Regions from separate parts of the Homo sapiens genome. Here region 1 is linked to region 2. A link is a contact called in ENCODE Hi-C or POLR2A ChIA-PET data. All regions are on one chromosome and are shown on one strand. Each heading gives the region's core, a stretch centred on a gene start or an enhancer-like site at or near the end of the contact. The rest is flanking DNA. Distances are from core to core; before and after follow the strand shown. Region 1 overlaps GARRE1 (granule associated Rac and RHOG effector 1). Region 2 overlaps GARRE1 (granule associated Rac and RHOG effector 1).

Region 1 (3,304 bases), core at 108-2,607, 40 kb before region 2:
CCTAAACCCAGGAGGCAGAGGTTGCAGTGAGCCGAGATCGCACCACTGTACTCCAGCCTGGACAACAAGAGCGAAACTACATCTCAGAGGGGGGAAAAGAAAAAAAAATTATGTTTATTTTTTTCTAAGGTAAAACAAATCCAGAGCAGATGGACCAGGGTTGGAATGGAGACGCCAGGGCATCACAAGGAGCCCACTTCCTAGCTTTCTGCTCGGCACACTCATGCGAGGCTCCTATTTCTAGGTGACTTCACGATTATAAATGGTTAAATGGCCATCAGTCATTCTGCACGCACTGGAGACGGTAGAAAATTGGAGGAGGAGGGAGCACCAATTTCCCCTTAAGGAGATATCCCACTAATCTCATGCAGTACTTCTAGTTACACCGTCATGAACCAGATCTTATTCAAGTGACCACTCCCAGCTTTAAGGAACTAAGAGGTGTAGTCCTTATTCCAGGTACAGTATGGAAAACAAAATGAGAGTTTGTTACTAAGAAAAAATGGCAGCTTGGGCAATGTAATGGAACCCCAACTCTACAAAAAAATACAGTTTAGCTGGGTGTGGTGGCATGCACCTGTAGACCCAGATAGTTGGGAAGCTGAGACAGGAGGATTGCTTGAGCCCAGGAGTTCAGGCTGCAGTGAACTGTGATTGTTCCACTGCACTCCACCCTGGGCAACAAAGTGAAACCCTGTCTTGCGGGGGGGCGGGGGCAGAAAGAAGGTAAAGAAAGAAAGAAGAAAGGAAAAAAGAAAAAAGAGATTGGATATTCAGAGGCAACTACCAGTATCTCCTCACTCTCCCCAGGGCCTACTGGGCTCTCTGCCCTGCCCCTGCTCAGATGCGCTCTCAGTTAGGTAGGAGGTTCTGGTATGAGGGCTGGCCCTGGCACAGTGAGCTGGGTGCGGGGAGAGGAGCAGTTGAAAGTTTTGCCGAATCAACAGACTTCAGGCTATTTTCCATCTGCATCACAGCACTCATCACACCTAGTGCCAGTCTATTTATTTATCTGGCCTACCAGTCCTGGAGTGCTTTTATTGTCCTTGTCATCTGTGCAATGCTTGCAGCTAGCTCATGTGTATTTATCGAGGAGGGTGGGTGGCTCAGCTGGGAGAAGAGGAAGGCAGGCCAGGTGGCTGGGCCTACTCAGGAGGGGCCCTAGTGCGAGCAAGGGTGCTCAGGGGTGCCTCTACATCACGCTATTTCTGATTTCCTGGCTCTGGACATTTCACCATTAGCAGAGGGGCAAGACAGCCTGTTCTCACAGGGGGATGGCCTCTGCCAACAAGCCCCTCTGCACTAGACTGCACTGGCCCGAGGCAGTGGGGAGGCAGCAGACACATAGGACACATAACCCATACATGGGCTGGCCTCAGAAGGACTTCAGGCAAATGCTGTTTTATGGGTGCTCAGGTTCCTGGTTTGTAAAGAGGAGGGAGGCTGCCAGAACAGGCCATTATCCAATCCTGTGAGATCTCCTAAGCTGACTAGAACCAAAAAATTAATTCAGGAAAGCCAGTTCTATCTGAAATTATATTCCATGAACTCTCCTATTTGTTTCCTTCTAATCTGCCCACCAAACCTAATTTTTCTAGCACATCACGCAAGCCTTTTCAGCAACTCAAAATTTTAAATCCTACTCTCTAAAAAGACAGCAACATTGCCATTCAATCACTAGTCCCCAAAATTAGCAACATTTCATTCTTTCCTTGACTCCCACCTGCTGCTGGCCTCCCACTTTCAGAGACGGTCTTTTCTCTGTTCCCATTTTCTCCTTTGATTCACTTTTACTCTCTTCATTTTTTTTGAAGAACACCTGCTTTTCTCTTCATCCCTACACCTTGGGTTTTCTAACTACTCAATAATGCTCCCCTTTCTGTTAGAAGACCACTTCACATGCGAAAAGCCCTCCATGAAATGGAGTTATTTATTGGGTACTCTGATATATTACGTCTTTAATACATTCCTGAATTTCTCTCTCACTTTTTGCAAACTTGGAAAAGGTCCAAACGTACACAAAAGCAGAACATAACAAGCCCCCATGTACCCATCAAAACACTTCAATCCTATGGCCAGGCACAGTGGTTCAAGCCTATAATCCCCGTGTTGTGGGAGGCTGAGGTGGGAGGATCACTTGAGCCCAGGAGTTTGAGACCTGGGCTCACAGCCTGGGCAACACAGCAAGATCCTGTCTCTACAAAAAAATTAAAAGTTTCAATTCCATTAACATTTTGCCATGCTTTTACCATCTATCCTTCCCCATCTTTTTTCTTTTTTTGAAGTAAATCCCAATCAACCAAGACTCAGTATGTGTTCAAGCTTCCCAACTTATCTTTTAAAAATTATGTTTTACATTTGGTTTGAACCTCAACCCCAAAAAGGTAATTTTATTTGGTTGTTATATTGCTTAACTCTTTTAATCTAGAACAGTACATTCTGTGTAATTTCTTTTAATGCTACTGACTTGTTGAACAAATCAGGTCAACTTATTACAGGATATGCCACATTGTGAATTTGTCTGGTTGCCTTCTCGTGGTATTGCATAACTTGCGTCACTACACCCCACATTTCCTGTAGACTGGATTCATTTTAGAAGCTTGATTAGATTATTTCAGGGTTTGTTTTTTTTTTTAAAGAGGGAGAAGTAGAATATTATTAATATTAGATGTGTTGTGCGGTTCTTGCTGCAGCACATCAGGAGACGTGATGACCTGTCTCCATTTCCATGACACTAAGGCTGATCAATGAGATTTGGGTGCGGAAGGCCTGATTCTCCCAAATGCGGTTCCTCAGCAACCTTCCAACAAATGGTTTCATCCTCCACTGTTGGCCACTGGTTGAGTCACCGAATTGATCACAGTCTGCAAAGTGGAGATTTTTCTCTCATCCATTAGGGCTATTTGGTTACCATGAAAAACAGTTTCTACTGGAAAAGCAGGAAATTTGCTTATTTCCTTACTTTTCTCCTTTTAATTAGCATTTATCAGAATAATGAGTTGGTTGCACATGCTTGTCTTGACAAATCAAAGTCAAAGGGTCCAGTCCCTCCACAGTGACAGATGCCCAATGGCCTTGGTGGCTTCCACCCACGTAGAATGGGCTAGACAGATGGTAAATCATGTTTGTTGACCACAATGCAAATTTACAGAATCACCCAAATTCCAGCTGCTTAATTAAGTACAGCTTCCTCTACAGGCTAAAGTCTGAAGACAATTTAGGTAATAGCAGATTCACCTCAGCAAAAAAGTAAGCCAAAAACACTGACCTGAAATTAGCAAGTTTCAAAACTGGATTCATACAA
Region 2 (3,266 bases), core at 469-2,968:
TGTTTTTGTTTTTGTTTTTGTTTTTGAGACTTGCTCCATGCCCCAGGCTAGAGCACAGTGGCACGATCATAGCTCACTGCAGCTTTGACCTCCCTCAAGTGAACCTCCCACCTCAGCCTCCTAAGTAGCTCAGCTAATTTTTATTTTTTGATTTTTTGTAGAGATGGGGTCTCTCTACATTGCCCAGGCTGGTCTCAAACTCCTGGGCTCAAGCAATCCTTCTGCCTCGGCTCCCAAAATGCTGGTACTACAGACATGAGCCACCGCGCCCAGCTCCTAGTTCTTTCAATGAAAGTGCACAGAAGGGGCCGGGCGTGGTGGCTCACACCTGTAATCCCAGCACTCTGGAAGGCCGAGGCGGGTGGATGACGAGGTCAGGAGATCGAGACCAGCCTGGCCAACATGGTGAAACCCTGTCTCTACTAAAAATACAAAAAGTTAGTTGGGTGTGGTGGCACACACCTGTAGTCCCAGCTACTAGGGAGGCTGAGACAGGAGAATCGCTTGAACCCGGGAGACAGAGGTTGCAGTGAGCCAAGATCACGCCACAGCACTCTAGCCTGGGCAACAGAGTGAGACTTCATCTAAAAAAAAAAAAAAAAAAAAAAGAAAGTGCACAGAAGGTATACCTGAACACTAGCTGAAGCTGATAGAGCACAGCATACTCTAAGTAGCAAACTAAGAATTATGAGAATGTCAGATATGAAAATAGAAACTAACAAATGGCTTTAATCCCAGGGAACCAAACATTCTACTTTATTCCATTTTATAAGTTAGTAATTAGTAATTCAATTCTTTAACACAGTGGTTCTCAACAAGTGGGGAAAAGTATAATTTTGTGTCCTTCTCTGCCCTACCAACATCTGGCAATGTCTAGAGATGTTTTGGTTGTCACCCTGGGCAAGTGCTAGTGGGTAGCATCCAGTGGGTAGAGGCCAGAAGTGCTGCTGAACATCCCATAATGCACAAGACAGCCCCTACAAAGAATTATCTACCCCAAAATGTCAACAGTGCAGCTCTTAAGAATCTCCGATAAACTAATGCTTTGAGCACCTTCCATATTCAAGTTAACTAATGTATAACAAGTTACTTCTTTCTGGGGAGATGATACAAACTTTCTCCATAAATTAAGCTATAACGGGTCCATAAGCTAAGAAGAGGCATCATCAAAAAAGAGACTGATAAATGCTAAATAAGTCGTTTAGAAAACAAATGCCATGGGTTCAGAGGAAGGAGGGTGCCATAGAGGCTGAGGCCCCCCTCAAAGATCTGAGAGAGCAGACTAGGCTCCTCAGCTCACTTCAAGCTGCCAGTCAAGGCCCTCTAGAGAGTAACCAGAATCCACCTCCCTATCCTTACCTGCAACAGGGCCTGTCCCTTCAACTTAACCTTCCCTCAAGCTGCAGAGGCCACAGGGCCACGACATTCCACCCACATTGTTACTGCTGAAAAAAGCCCTCACTTCCTTCACAAAAGTGCTGTCCTCCAACTAAACAGCAACCCCTGTCTCCACCCACAAGGCTGAGGACATGATGTCACCTCAACCCAATCACAAAATCATGTTCCTATGACTCCTAGAGGAAGAAGGTAGTGAAAAGATTAAGGTGGAAAATGCCTTAAATGGCTCAGGCCCTGAGGCCTTGTCCTCTGCCACCTAAAATCACTGCTTAGCAGCAGCCAGCCAGGAGCCGCCTCATTTCCTGTGCAACTGCGGTAAAAATAGGAAGTGGGGGAGGAAGTTCACAAAGCAGAAACAAAAGTAATCACTGCCTAGCTTCCTGAACACAAATCACCGAGCAGGGAGGGTATCATTAAAACATCAGAAGAGAAAGGCGGGCATGGAGAGCAAGGCCAGAGGAAAAGAAGTGACACTTTGGGGTGGGGTCCACCAAGCCCAGACTATTTCTGTGCCTGAGACACTGCTCCAAAAGGAAAACTGGACAAAACTGGACACTAGCCTATTCTACAGAAATGGCTTCCATGGAATTAATACTAAAGCATGTTCACTTGAAGACATGCAAAAACTGAACTGTTCTAGCAGAGTAAAAAATATCAATGAAAAGGTTTTAAGGAGGCCAAGATTAAACTATTTTTCTAGTCAAGAGGTAGCTACTAAAACAAAACAAAGGTCAGGTCTGGTGGCTCACACTGTAATCCTAACACTTCAGACGGCCAAGGCAGGAGGATCACTTGGGCCCAGGTGTTCATGGTTGCAGTGAGCTATGATCATGCCACTGCACTCCAGCCTGGGTAACACAGCAAGGGCCTCTCTCAAAATAAATAAATAAATACATAAATAGAAATAAATTTTAAAAACAAAACAAAAGAGCTACTATATAATTGATTGGTTGACAAAATCCGAAGCCCATGTTATCCTATACTGAGCTATGAAAACTCAGGCGGATAGGAAAAAAACTACTGAATAAACATTCTAATCAGTGCCAGAATCTATCACAAGTAAAAATAAAGAGGCTTCTACAACCATCCCCACCCCCAACACGGGTCAACCCTGTGAGGCTCCAGGCACCCAGGATGCAGTGGGAAAGGAGACAGATGCAGCACCGGCTCGCTACCAATCTCATGTGGGAACAACCTGCTTCCACGTGGTGATCCATGACCGCCTCTGGTACTGACATTTGCTCTGTAACAATTTACCACCACAAACCATGGCGTTCCTCTATGAAGCCAAAGCAACTTATCATTAGCGGTTCTGAAGAGCTTTTATATTTGGTAATCTACAAACAACTGATCATTTCATTTAAGCAGAAGAACAACTTTTCTAACCGCAAGGTCAACAGAGCCAAAATTTACTTTCAAAATAACAGAGGTTTTAAAAAAATAGGTCAAATGTGCTAAGTAGTAATATAGATAAAGAACAGGCTTAATTTTGTTTCATTTGAGGGGTGGCTTGTTGTTTTTGCTTTTATTTTTGGTGGGGAAGGAACAGGAAGATCAATGCGTAACTTTTTTTAAACAGTCACTACGTTAATAAGTAAAAAAGTAAATGAAACGGGTAGTAATCACCACATATTCAATTTCTTTTTTCTTTCTTCTTTTAAGAGACGGAGTCTCACTGTGTTGCCCAGGCCAGTCTCAAACTCCTGGACTCAAGCAACCCTCCCACCTCGACCTCCCAAAGTGCTGGGATTACAGGTGTGAGTCACTATACCTGGCCTCAATTTCATACAAAGAAAAATAGTGAACATTTAATGAAAAAAAAAAATCCAGTATTACTTGGTCCTGATGAGGACAGACCTAGCTGTCTG

What was found. A loop is a pair of places that touch in the nucleus more often than their neighbours do. ChIA-PET counts read pairs that join two places held with the same protein, here RNA polymerase II (POLR2A). Pooled maps may share reads with other maps.
Region 1: a loop to region 2 is called in a map of CD4-positive, alpha-beta T cell, with 5 times the contacts of the local background. The contact joins two enhancer-like sites. A Hi-C loop is called at or near these places in 24 of 168 maps with a recorded cell type or tissue (B cell, CD4-positive, alpha-beta T cell, CD4-positive, alpha-beta memory T cell and 15 more), 12 of 37 single-sample maps with no recorded cell type and 23 of 50 pooled maps. POLR2A ChIA-PET finds 5 or more read pairs at or near these places in 21 of 52 experiments (A673, AG04450, B cell and 16 more).

Annotation. Positions count from the first base shown.
Region 1 is chr19:34,308,409-34,311,712 of GRCh38, reverse strand. All of the region lies in intron 2 of GARRE1 (granule associated Rac and RHOG effector 1), which reads right to left. Among named protein-coding and RNA genes, the nearest start is that of GPI, 55 kb to the left of the region's middle. RefSeq lists an enhancer at 724-1,223. Within about 2 kb of position 1,357, at least 12 of the 41 ENCODE cell types and tissues checked have a DNase peak (open chromatin) inside an H3K27ac peak, as active enhancers do; they include B cell, CD4-positive, alpha-beta T cell, CD8-positive, alpha-beta T cell and 1 more, where a contact is called at or near this core.
Region 2 is chr19:34,268,588-34,271,853 of GRCh38, reverse strand. The region is part of intron 1 of GARRE1 (granule associated Rac and RHOG effector 1); the gene reads right to left. Among named protein-coding and RNA genes, the nearest start is that of GARRE1, 16 kb to the right of the region's middle. RefSeq lists an enhancer at 1,038-1,738. Within about 2 kb of position 1,718, at least 35 of the 41 ENCODE cell types and tissues checked have a DNase peak (open chromatin) inside an H3K27ac peak, as active enhancers do; they include B cell, CD4-positive, alpha-beta T cell, CD8-positive, alpha-beta T cell and 1 more, where a contact is called at or near this core.